Linked DNA regions of Homo sapiens: all the other regions are linked to region 2. Evidence: chromatin contacts called from ENCODE Hi-C or POLR2A ChIA-PET data. All regions are on one chromosome and are shown on one strand. The core of a region is the stretch at or near the end of the contact, and the rest is flanking DNA. Distances in the headings are between cores, read along the strand shown. Region 1 overlaps RHBDL3 (rhomboid like 3). Region 2 holds the start of LRRC37B (leucine rich repeat containing 37B). Region 3 holds the start of RHBDL3 (rhomboid like 3).

The links. Hi-C counts contacts between places; a loop is a spot of excess contacts on that map. ChIA-PET counts read pairs that join two places held with the same protein, here RNA polymerase II (POLR2A). Pooled maps may share reads with other maps.
Region 1: a loop to region 2 is called in a map of endothelial cell of umbilical vein, with 4 times the contacts of the local background. The contact joins the enhancer-like site here to the promoter of LRRC37B in region 2. A Hi-C loop is called at or near these places in 5 of 168 maps with a recorded cell type or tissue (B cell, IMR-90, chondrocyte and 2 more), 3 of 37 single-sample maps with no recorded cell type and 10 of 50 pooled maps. POLR2A ChIA-PET finds 5 or more read pairs at or near these places in 1 of 52 experiments (OCI-LY7).
Region 3: a pooled map shows a loop between it and region 2 (2.0-fold over the local background). The contact joins the promoter of RHBDL3 here to the promoter of LRRC37B in region 2. A Hi-C loop is called at or near these places in 1 of 50 pooled maps.

Annotation. Positions count from the first base shown.
Region 1 is chr17:32,308,621-32,312,351 of GRCh38, reverse strand. The region is part of intron 7 of RHBDL3 (rhomboid like 3); the gene reads right to left. Among named protein-coding and RNA genes, the nearest start is that of C17orf75, 32 kb to the left of the region's middle. Within about 2 kb of position 1,276, at least 2 of the 41 ENCODE cell types and tissues checked have a DNase peak (open chromatin) inside an H3K27ac peak, as active enhancers do; they include OCI-LY7, where a contact is called at or near this core.
Region 2 is chr17:32,004,442-32,008,665 of GRCh38, reverse strand. LRRC37B (leucine rich repeat containing 37B) reads right to left here and starts at 1,283. Exons shown (of 15, transcript NM_001321350.2): 1 at 534-1,283. It overlaps LOC124903972, which reads left to right and starts at 959. Exons shown (of 4, transcript XM_047437248.1): 1 at 959-1,290; 2 at 1,961-2,059. The coding sequence starts at 959. RefSeq lists silencers at 878-1,227, 1,268-1,317 and an enhancer at 1,360-2,282.
Region 3 is chr17:32,263,937-32,268,049 of GRCh38, reverse strand. It overlaps RHBDL3 (rhomboid like 3), which reads right to left and starts at 2,218. Exons shown (of 9, transcript NM_138328.3): 1 at 1,750-2,218; 2 at 125-148. The coding sequence starts at 1,860. LOC105371731 (a long non-coding RNA gene) reads left to right here and starts at 2,599. Exons shown (of 3, transcript XR_934665.2): 1 at 2,599-2,785; 2 at 3,154-3,304.

The DNA of each region.
Region 1 (3,731 bases), core at 27-2,526, 300 kb before region 2:
GTGATCCTCCCACCTCAGCCTCCCAACTAGCTGGGACTGTAGGCACACTGTACCACACCCGGCTAATTTTTAAATTTTTGTAGAGATGGGGTCTCCCTATGTTGCCCAGGCTGGTTCAGAACTCCTGGGCTCGAGCAATTCACCTTCCTCGGCCTCCCAAAGTGCTGGGATTGTAGGGCGTGAGCCACCAAGCCTGGCCTAAGTGAATATCTTATCTGAAGACAGTGTCTCTTTCACTATGTCCTGAGTGATAATATCAGGCAAAGTAAGTTAGAATGTATGGACAGCTCTCTCCTTTATCTGAGGTCTCCAGCCTCCATGCCCCTCCTGGGCCCTATCTGGGATAGATGTTAAATGCGCCATCCTTATTTTTGGCCTGGTTGGCCATCAGTGGGGTGGCTCAGAATTCCTTCTTCTCTGTCATTTTCATTTGTGAATTTGAGATAACAACTGCCCCTTATCTCAGTTCCCCACCTCATCAGGTGGTTGTGAGAATGAAATGAATTAATATATGTAAAGCACTAAGACCACTGCCTGGCACACAGTAGGCATCATCTAAATGTGTGACAGTATCTTGACCTGAGACAAAGACGGGGAGTTTGCCCTGCAGAGTGGCTTGAAAAAATCTGAATCTGAATGACTCCAGTTTTGCCACAGCACCTCCCAGGCCCGCTTTATGAGTTTACAACATCTGCCTGGACCCTGAAAGCCCTGGAGCTTGCCAAGCTGATCCAGTCCATCCCTCTGCCGCACACTTTAGGGAAGAAGAAACTGAGGATTCAGGAGGGCTGGTTCAAGGTCACAGTGAGTGAATGGTGAGCTGACTGGGCTCCTGGTCCAGGGCTCTGTCCACCCACACTTCAGAGGTCACATTCCATGTGCCTGGGCCGTCTGTCCCAGCTGCCCACAAATGGAGCGAAAAAACGCCAGTAAATATGACCTGCCTCCCAGCAGCCGAGGGGTTAAACTAGAGAGTCCCCGCTTCCAACCAGCTGCCTTACTTCCCTAATCCAATATTCCCGCCAATAAAATCAGTGCACTGAAACAACGGGAGAGAAGAAAAAAAATCTCACATGCAGCCAGCACTGCTGCTGCTATAAAAGCTGGAAAGCCTGCAGATCTTTGGGGAATACAAACCTTTTGCAGGCCCTTTAATTTCATTCTCCCAGAGCCTCAAAGAGTGAGATAGTACTCACCCACAGCGAACAAGTTGGTAACCAGTCCCCTCAGCATCTTGCTCACCCAAACGGGTTAAGAGTGCAGAGGCTGAAAGCCAGGCAGGGAGCTTCCATTCCAATACAGCTTTCTATATCTATCCCTGGTAGAAACGGTTTCTTGTGAAATGACTTCAAGAAAACCCAACACAGGGAATGTGAAAGTATGACGCAGATAAATTAGGGAGTTGATTCTTTGTCCTACAAAAATATTTTTCCTTAATAAAGTAAACCTTTTTTTTTTTTTTTTTTTTGAGATGGAGCCTGACTCTGTCGCCCAGGCTGAAGTGCAGTGGTGTGATCTCGGCTCACTGCAAGCTCTGCCTCCCAGTTTCAAGCCATTCTCCTGCCTCAGCATCCTGAGTAGCTGGGACCACAGGTGCCCGCCACCACGCCTGGCTAATTTTTTATATATATATTTTTTTTAGACGGAGTCTCTATCTGTCGCCCAGGCTGGAGTGCAGTGGCACGATCTTGGCTCACTGCAACCTCCGCCTCCCGAGTTCAAGCGATTCTTCTGCCTCAGCCTTCTGAGTAGCTGGGACTACAGGCACCTGCCACCACGCCCACCTAATTTTTGTATTTTTAGTTGAGATGGGGTTTCACCATATTGGCCAGGCTGGTCTCGAACTCCTGACCTTGTGATCCGCCTGCCTCAGCCTCCCAAAGTGCTGAGATTACAGGCATGAGCCACCGCACCAGCCAGTTTTTTGTATTTTTTAGTAGATATGGGGTTTCACGTATTAGCCAGGATGGTCTTGATCTCCTGACCTCGTGATCTGCCCACCTCGGCCTCCCAAAGTGCAGGGATTACAGGCATGAGCCACCACGCCCGGCCAATAAAGTAAACTTTATAACAGAAATCTTTAGTGTCTGTTAGGCAACCATCTTCCCTTGTGCTTTGACAATGTGGTTCAGTTTGTGAAAATTCAGACCTCAAACATTTTGGGAAAACATCAATCATACAGAGCGAAGTGTAAGTAAATATCTTGTAGATTAAAAAATGGAACTCTGGCCAGCAGGAGGCAATTAATAAATTATTCAATTAGGTGTATCTGTATATTTCTAGTGTTTAAAATAAGAAGTCTTGGCGGGGCATGGTGGCTCACGCCTGTAATCCCAGCATTTTGGGAGGCTGAGGTGGGTGGATCACTTGAGTTCAGGAGTTCGAGACCAGCCTGGGCAACATGGTTAGCTAGGCATGGTGGCACGAGCCCGTGGTCCCAGCTACTCGGGGGGCTGAGGCAAGAGGATCGCTTGAACCCAGGAGGTGGAGGTTGTGGTGACCCGAGATCACCCCATTGCACTCCAGCCTGGGTGACACAGCGAAACCCTGTCTCAAAAAAAAAAAAAAAAAAAAAAAAAAAGAAGTCTTGATTATAGGGCTTTTTGCATTCCAGATCTTTTGTTGAAATATTTTGTCCATTTTTTCATCTCCCAAACAACTGTTTTGTGAAGATGGGATTACCGATGAGACAACTGGGGCTCCAAGAAGTTGAGTAATAGACTCATAGCTATTAAGATGGTGACATTGGTACTCAAATGTGGATTTTCTCTCAAGTCCATGCTTTTTCTTTTCTTTTTTGAGACAGAGTTTCGCTCTTGTTGCCCAGGTTGGAGTGCAATGGCGTGATCTCGGCTCACCACAACCTCCACCTCCTGGGTTCAAACAATTCTCCTGCCTCAGCCTCCCGAGTAGCTGGGATTACAGGTATGCACCACCACACCCAGCTAATTTTGTATTTTTAGTAGAGACGGGGTTTCTCCATGTTGGTCAGGCTGGTCGCAAACTCCCAACCTCAGTTGATCCGCCTGCCTCGCCCTCCCAAAGTGCCGGGATTACAGGCGTGAGCCACCGCGCCCAGCCCAAGTCCATGCTTTTTCTACTTTTAGTTCTGATGAGGTACTTTACTGTGTATCTCACACACACACACACACACACACACACACACACACACTCCAAACCTTCATTTTGAAGCTGAAAACAATAGTATATCTATTAGGTAGAACGATATGAATTTGCCAATATTCAAATGCTGATGGCCCATAGAAAGGGCAATTTTTTTTTGAGACAGGGTCTCTCTCTCTCTGTCACCCAGGCTAGAGTGCAATGGTGTGATCTCGGCTCACTGCAACCTCTGCCTCCTAGGTTCAAGTGATTCTACTGCCTCAGCTTCCTGAGTAGCTGGGATTATAGGCACGTACCACCACACCTGGCTAATTTTGGTGTTTTTAGTAGAAACGGGGTTTCACCATGTTGGTCAGGCTGGTCTTGAACTCCTGACCTCGTGATCCACCCGCCTCGGCCTCCCAAAGTGCTGGGATTACAGGCGTGAGCCACTGTGCCCAGCCAGAAAGGGCCATTTCATATGGGTCGACCCAACGCATCTCTGAACTGCTTAGCACTGAACTAATTTGAGTAAAGGTAGCCTCTTGACAAAGAGAAACCAGCCTTTTTAATGAGACGATGAGTTTTCTTTCATCGTCAATAAACACCACATAACTTTCTTTCTTTCT
Region 2 (4,224 bases), core at 34-2,533:
CCACAGCTAGGGGTGTGAACACAGGCATGTTTTTCTGTGTGTCTGTGTGCCACAATCTGTACAAATCCTTAATTCCCTTTTAAGGAACAGATATATAATGAAAATCCGAAAGGAAACACATTAGAAATGCAAAGAGGTTTGCAAAACAAGAGGCTTCTTTCATTCCAGAAAACCACACCAAAACAAGGGGAGAAAAATGAATGCAATGGATATGTGTTTGCCAAAGTTTCAATCCTGCCCGGTGGAGACACTGCACTGGCACAAATTTTGAGGAGAAAAAAAGGGAGTTGGGGGGACGGGGAGCAAGCGAGTGCGGCCTGCAACAATGCAATCTCCATTTTGAACAATGTGCTTCTTTCCTCTTATAAATCTAGTTTTTTGCCACTTGATGTGCCCTCCCATTTCCCCTCTAAAGTTTAGGGGTCGGCGGGGTTGGCGGGAGATCGGAGCGGGATGCACAGCACATAAGTGAGCAAGGGGGGAGGGGAGAGGAGGTGGGGAATGAGTCTGCAGCAACTGCGCTGGGTGGGTACCTGGAGTGCTGCTGAAGCTGCTTTCCGTGGAGTAACTGGCGTCCTCGTCGTCATCTTCCAGCTCCTCCGGATAATCGGAGTCATCGTCGTCCTCCTCCATGTCATCCTCCTAGTTGTCCTCAGACTCCTGGGTCTCCTCGGCATCGCCGCCCCCCTCCTCTTACTCCTCCTCCTCGCTCTCGTAGTCATCATACACCACTCTGTTGACAGCCCTCCGGGCTGCGGTGGTCCGGGCTAGGTGGCTGCCCCCGCGCCCCCGCCGGGCCCGTGCGCTGGTGCCGGCGCGGGGCGGGCCGGCGGCGGTGGCTTCCTCCGGCTACTGCTGCCCACCCTGGGCGAGCTCAGCCGCGTCTTGGGCGCCACCTCAGCCTGGCGGCTGCCCACCTGCCCCGGCTACTACCGCGTATCGGCGAGGGGAGCCCCCGATGGGTCCGGACGTGGGCGGCGGCGGCGGCGGGGCCGGGGCGCAGCGCTCCGCAGCGGGAGCCGCGGGCTGCTTGGTCGGCCTGCCCCGCCGGCCCCTCTTGTTGGAGCCCAGGCGGCGGGAGAAGGGAAAGCTGACGGGGAGGGCCGGGCGCAGTGGCGGCGGTGGGGAGCGCCGGGGCCGGGTTGGGAGGCCCGAGGGGCTGGGCGGGAGGGGCCCGGCCGGCGGAAGCGAGTGGAGGGAGAAGGCTCAACCGAATTGCTGGGGCCCCACTCAAGATCGCCTTCAACCGCCACCTTGTTTCTTCCCTCTACAGGAGCGCGGTCACGTGAGGTGCGCCGCCGCCCAGCCTGGGAAGGGGGCGAGGTGGCGCGGCGGCCGCTAGGGGGAGCGCGGGAGCATTGAGTCGGGGGCGGAGAGCTCGGGGCGCCTGGACTTGGCGCAGCACGGCGCTCCGGGTGCGGGTGGCGCGGCTGAAAGAGGCCCGCAGCTCCTGACAAGCCCCGCGTCTAAGGCCTTCGGAGACCACAGTCTCCGCGGACCCCTGGCTGGAGCCCAAAGCCTGCCGGGTCTCCTTCCCGCGACTCCCCTTCCGCGGCTCGGAGAGGAAGGCAGGAGAGCCCCCAAATATCGTTCCCCTCCCGCCCTCTAGGGAAACTGAGGCTGAAAGAGGCAGCGAGAGAAAGAAAAAAAAAGTCGCGGAGGGGGGCGGCCCGAGCGACCTAAGGGACGGGGCAGCGCCAGCGACCGAGGAAAATTAGTCGGGGTGGGGTACAGGGAGACAAGCCCCCAGAATTTAGGAAACTCCGAAGCTTGGAAGTGGAGTCCTGAATTGACTCCGATGACAACTGCTCCGGATCTGTGCCAGGAGCCACACCCCGGGCTGCCACGCCTGGAGGGAGGGGGGTCCCTAAGACCTGTTGCATGGGATCCCCACTCGGAAAGCCTCAGTAAACTCCAGAATGCAACTACTGCATGTTCCAATCTCCCGCCACCTTCCCAGTGTCCCAGCTAGGAGCCTGACCACCTTAGCAAGAACTTACCTCTCCTTTGCAGTGGAAAAGAGGGAATCCTGCCTAAAACCTACTTCACGGTGTTACAGGTCTGTATTATCGGGAAATAACCTTAATTTATTTACCTGACAAATCACTAGGTTTGAGCTCAGCCCAGGGGACGAATCATGGTGACAGTTCAGGCACCCTCAAACCTTATCACAGGGACTCAACCCTGAGTGGTTGAGGTCAGTTCTTCAGATAAGAGAAAGGTTTGCCGGGCACAGTGGCTGACGCCTGTAATCCCAGCACTTTGGGAGGCCGAGGCGGGCGGATCACAAGGTCAGGAGTTCGAGACCATCCTGGCTAGCACAGTGAAACCCCATCTCTACTAAAAATACAAAAAAAATTAGCCGGGCGTAGGTGGTGCACGCCTGTAGTCCCAGCTACTCGGGAGGCTGAGGCAGGAGAATGGCGTAAAATCCGGGAGGCGGAGGTTGCAGTGAACCGAGATCGCGCCACTGCACTCCAGCCTGGGAGACAGAGCGAGACTCCGTCTCAAAAAAAAAAAAAAAAAAAAAAAAAAAAAAAGAAAAAGAAAGGTTTCGTAAACATATGTTAATATTTATTGAGATAAGTGACAACCAAAAAGTAATTTAAACAAAAATACTTGGCCGGGCGCGATAGCTCATGCCTGCAATCCCAGCCCTTTGAGAAGCCAAAGCCGGACGATTGCTTGAGGTCAAGAGTTTGAGACTAGCCTGGGCAACATAGCAGGACCTCGTCTCTAGAAAAAAATTGAAAAATTAGCCGGGCATGGTGGTGCGCACCTGTGGTCCCAGCTACGCCAGAGGGTGAGGGGGCAGGATCGCTTGAGCCTGGGAGGTGGATGTTGCACTGAGCCATGATTGCACCTCTGCACTCCAGCCTGAGTGACAGAGCAAGACCCTGTCTCAAAATTTTTAAAAAAGAAAGAAAAATACCTAATAGGAGATGGCTTATTTCAATCTAGTTAGGAAAATGGAACACATATGTGAAATGAAAATTAAAATACAAGCACTAATTGCCAAATACATGCATTCAATACAGTTTGGTTGAGCTCTAAGGGTGGCAAATGTGTGTTATGTCTTCAGGGACTAGGTAAGTAATGTAAGTCAATAAAGTAGACAAGGTGAAGACCTAGGCCAATGGAAATGCTCATATTTTGTTTGAAGAGGGTGGCCAGGTGTGGTGGCTCAGACCTGTAATCCCAGCACTTTAGGAAGCCAGGTGGGTGGATCACTTGAGCCCAGAAGTTCGAGGTTAGCCTGGCCAACATAGTGAAACCCCATCTCTACTTAAAACACAAAAATTAGCCGGGCATGGTGGCATGTGCCCATAGTCCTAGCTACTCAGGAGGCTGAGGCAGGAGAATCGCTTGAACCTGGAAGGCGGAGGTTGTGGTGAGCGGAGACCATGCCACTGCACTCCAGCCTGGGCAACAGAGCGAGACTCCTTCACCACCCCCTCCCCCCCACCAAAAAAAAGAGAAAAGTTAAACAAAATAGACCAAAAAAACCCAACTCTTCTTTGAATGGATTAGCAGGTATTTGCTGTTTTGCTCCTTTATGCTTTAATGAATTTATCTTTCTGTGGCTTCAAGAAGAAAAATGTTAAGTCAGTGAATACTGTATAGGTTGAGCATCCTTACCTAAAATGCTTTGGATCAGAAGTGTTTTGGGCATTTTTGGAATATTTGCATTCTACTTACCAGTTGATCATTTCTAATCTGAAAATCTGAAATGCTCTAATGAGCATTTCCTTTGAACAGCATGTTGACACTCAAAAACTTTTGGACCTTGGAGCATTTTGGATTTCAGATTTTCAGAATAAGGGTACTCCACCAGTATCCTTTTATCTATGATTTAATATAGCCCTTCTTTCTTCAGAATTACTGAGTGACTCATTCCTGTAATGCTGCTGAATTTTTATTCATTTACTACCTTAACAATAATATTTAACATTTATTGATCACTAATGTGCCCAGGCACTATGGTAGATGCCTCATCATTATACTTTTAAGTCTTATAGTGGCACACAGGCAGGTTTTATTATATCCTCATTTTACAAGTGAGATAAATAAAATGTCTTAGAGACTCAGAGAGGTTGTGTTTTGTCCATGTCCACATATCTTCTAAGCACATTAGCCTATTTAAAGCCAGATCTCTCCAAAAGCCCAGTTTTTTCAGTTCCCTCAGTTTGCCATTGAGGAAACAGGAAAATCAGACTCACTGTC
Region 3 (4,113 bases), core at 969-3,468, 260 kb before region 2:
GCCACACCCCCACCCCACGTCACCATCTCAGGAGCGCGGAGCTAGGGAAGCCCACGCAAGCAGGGAGACTGAGACCGATTTCAGGGAGGGCTGGAAGGAAATGGGGGGTTAACTGCTCACATACCTGATCAAACAGGACTTTCCAGTGCTGGCAGAGAGGGAGGCCATGCAGGAGAGGAAGAAGAGGAGAGAAAGAAAGACACACTTATCACCAAGGTCTCTGTAGTCCTCGGATGTTTCTGACATAGCCTCCCAGCGGCTGCCCAGGAGTCATGACCAGGCTCAGGGACTGGCCACAGGAGAGCAGGGGAAGTCTGGGAGGAGCTCCCCAATGAGTCCACACTGAGCAGAGGGAGGAAACTCACAGTAAGGGATGGGGTGGGGGCGGGGGCGGCAAGGTGGGTGTTGCTGGTTCTGGAACTGGCAGAACAAGTGATTCTCAACAATTACTAAATAAAGGCGTCCAAATATGTCCAAGCGCCTCTAATAATTTCTGCTGCCTAAAGCTTATGTCCACAGCTACTCCCAGGCCTGGGAGAGCATGGCCAGGTGCAATTCCATCAGACCCCGGCGCAATGAGTCTCACCTGCTGGGAGCTAGAGCCCCCCCCTCCCCCCCCAGGAGAACTCACCTCTGCATAAACACTAACATTTTGCCTGCAGTTTTTTGTTTGTTTGTTCGTTTTTTGTTTTTTTGCGGGGAAGGGGGGGTGGTGAATGCCGAATGCGGTGAAGCCCACCCATTCTCTTCCAAGGCTGAGTCTAAGTGGTGACTACATCAGATTCTGCCAGGGGTTTAGGGCCAGAAGGAAGTGATAGATTTAACCGCAGACGCCAAAGAGAGAAGATCGTAAACTACCCCCCAACCCCATTCAGACTTTCCCGCTTTCGTTGTGTGGGTTGGGGGCCTGGTTTCACTTCCATCTCCCCACCCTGAGGGAGGAGTGGGCAGGGCAGGGTGTCTGCCCGGTTTTTCACCCCTATGTGTAGGTTAGCCCCGGGAGGTTAACCCAAGAAACTCCAGTTCCCAGGGCTTCGCAGGGCCGGCCCGCAGGACCGGAGGGATGGAGACCCGAGCAGCAGACGGCGGGGAAGCCCTCGGGGCAGCCCCTCCCTCTCCTCGCCCAGGGGACCGTCCCCTGGCACCGCCACGGTCTTGGACTCCCGGGCCTCCTTCTAGGAGCAAAGCCGCTCCCAGCACTCTTTGCCTCCCTGCTCCGGCCGGGGTCAGAGGCGGGGGCCGGCTTGAATTTCAATCAGTGTCGCGGCAAGGCAGGTGCCGGGCGGGAGCTAATCCGGGAGCGGAGGAAGGGGTCGCCAGGCCGGCTTGCATGGCCAGGGACGGGGACTCTGCGGCGTCCGCTCCTTCCCCAGCTCCGGGAGCTCGCAGGTCGCGGGCGTGAGGGGAGGGGGAGTCACCGCCGTGACGCGGCCGCCTCTGCGGGAAAACGCCGTGTCCCGGGCACTGCACCAGCGGCGGGGAGGGGGCTCCGGCGGTGACAGGTCCGCGGCGCAGTGGCGGTGCTGTGTCCCGCAGGGAAGCCGCGGGAACCAGAGCGGGGGAAGCGGTGCGCGCGCGTTTCGGGGAGACCGGTCCCTCCGCCCCCTCCTGCCCGCGGGGACCCGGCCAATCCGGGGCGCTCCCGCGTCACCCTGAAACCTCCAAGTTGCCCGGCGTGGGGCGAGACAGGGGCGGCTTTTCCCCCCGGCGCCCCCTAGAAAGTTTGCCGGGCGGGGAGGGGGCACTCACGTCCTCCGGCGCCGCGGGCAGCCGCTCCTCGGCCTCGGGTTCCAGCTCCTCGATGCGCTCCGCCTCGGCGCAGGCGGCCACCGCGGGGCCCGGGCTGGGGTGCTCGCCCATGGCCGAGACGGGGTCCGGGGGCGGCGGCGGCTGCGGGGCTCGTCCCGGGGCGCCGGGCTAACTTTGCGCCGCGGCGGCCGCGCCGCTCCAGGGGCTCAGTGCGCGCCGCGCCGCCTCCGCGCCCGCTCCGCAGCCCGCGCCCGCCCCCATGGCCCCGGTCCCCGCGCCGCCGCCGCCTCCTCGCGACCCCGGGACGCCCGGCCCCTCCGCCGCCAAACTTCACTGCGCTAGCTGCCCCGCCGGCCTCCGCCTCCGCCCCGGCCCTCGCGCCCGGCTCCGAGGCGAGGGCGCCCTTGGGCCGGCCCCGGCCCCGCCGCTCCCCGCGCTCCCTTCCCGCTTCTCGCGGCCCCCGCTCTGCGCCCGAGTCTCCTCCTCCCCGCGGAGTCCTCGGGGGCGGCGCGCGGGCGGGGGCGGGGCTGCTCGCGGGGAACGCCGGCCCCCGCCCCGCACCCCACCCCGGGCGCCGCCACCCGGGCCCAGTCGGTCAGAGCGGCGCGGCCCGGGAGCGGGAGGGCTGCGGCGGGGCTGGCGAGGAAGTGGTGGCGCTGCCCGGGGCGGGGATGGGGACTGCGCCGTCCCCGGCCCGGTCACCACCGGCCTGCACTCCGGGCCCGGGCTTGGCTCTTCCATCGGCTTAACCATCACTTGGAGGTGGCAGATATGTGATGGAGACACTATGTTGGCGACGTCAGGGTTAACTAGGAGTGAATTGGGGGCGCGATGTTGTAAGGACGGGATTCCTGCCTCCCGCCCCATTATCCTTACGCCCTATTCACTGCGGTCTCAGATTCTGGGAGGTCTCGGGAGGCCCAGAAATGGGAGAAGTCAGATTGCGGGGTCGTGGGCCCCAAAGCCTAAATCTTGCCCTTCCTACACCCAGAGCTAAGTGACCATGCCCAGGCTTCATTTGACCACATGGACAAAGGTAAGCCCAGGGAAATGCCCCATCTGGGGAGAGGGACGGTAAAGAAACTAAAGCAATCAGAAAGGAAGTTAGCCAAAACGGAGTAGGGGATCTTTTAAAGAAAACAATCGATGCTGTTTCCCTGCAGGAAAGCGCCCCCAAGAGAGACCATCTCCCGAAGCAGAGGCTCTGGCTGTAAATGGTGCTAGTGGCCGGCCTGGCAGGGGCCAGCTCTCCCCAGAGGCTCAGGAGCTTCTCCAGGAGGCATCTCGCAGTCAGTCCCCAGCCCACACCAAGGCTGTGCCCTTCCACTCCTCTTGCTTTCCTCTTCCCACCACCCACTCACTCACTAGTCTTTGCCCTCTTCCTTCCTCTGGGAAACGGAACAGGCTCCTTTCCATTAGTGAGAGCTGCAACTAATGCAGTCATCTTCAGAAAGCAAAGACATAACCCCGTGCCCAGGATCCGAACTGCGACCATCACCCAGCAATGACTGCTCCCCTTAAACACCGAGAAGGGAATTCACTTGATTCTAATTAGGTGAGTTTGCTACAGACACCAATTTTCATCTCTGTTTCAGAAAGTGTGATCATTTCAACTATTTTTGTTTCTCACCACCCTCCTCCCCATCCCTACTCTACTAACAAGTCAAGATCCTGCCAAGATTTCCTTGTAAATAAAACTGTCTGCATGGGGTGTGATTTTGAAAACAGCCTTCAGGGGACAGAAGAGAGGCTGATTCCTTTGTGAAGAGGAGCCCAGAAGGACAAATGACCGCTGGGGCCCTGGGGTCTGTGTCGCTGCCTCCCGCATCCCAGGCTGTCATTTGCATGACCGGTATGGGTGTTGGCTCTGTTATACTTAGATCTCTGGGACTAGAGAAGTGGGCCAGGAAGTCTGGTTCCAGGGGAACTGGAAGGAGAAGGGCACAGAAAAGGGTTGGCCACTCTGCTGGGATGCCCAGCCACCCTGGACAGTGTTCTGATACCAGCTACCCAGGGAGCTGCCTCTTCATCAGCCCAGGGACAGCTCTTATCAACATATCCAACTCTGTCATCCCTTCGTGGGGAAGGGAGCTTAGCAGGCTCAGTTCTGTTCCTGAACATGTATTAAGCTCCTACTAAGTACCAATGACAGAGCTTTGAGAATACAGAGGTGGATAAGAACCAGACCCTGCCCTCCAGAAATGGATAATTGGGGGTGACAGTCACATTCAACACAAGGGTAAGTCCTGGATTCAAGGGAAGCCCAGAAGGTGTAGAACTCCAAAGGAGGGGGTCGCTGTGGGTCCAGGAAGGCTTCCCAAAGGATAAGCCTCCAGAACTAGGCAACATGGAAAAGGTGAAGGA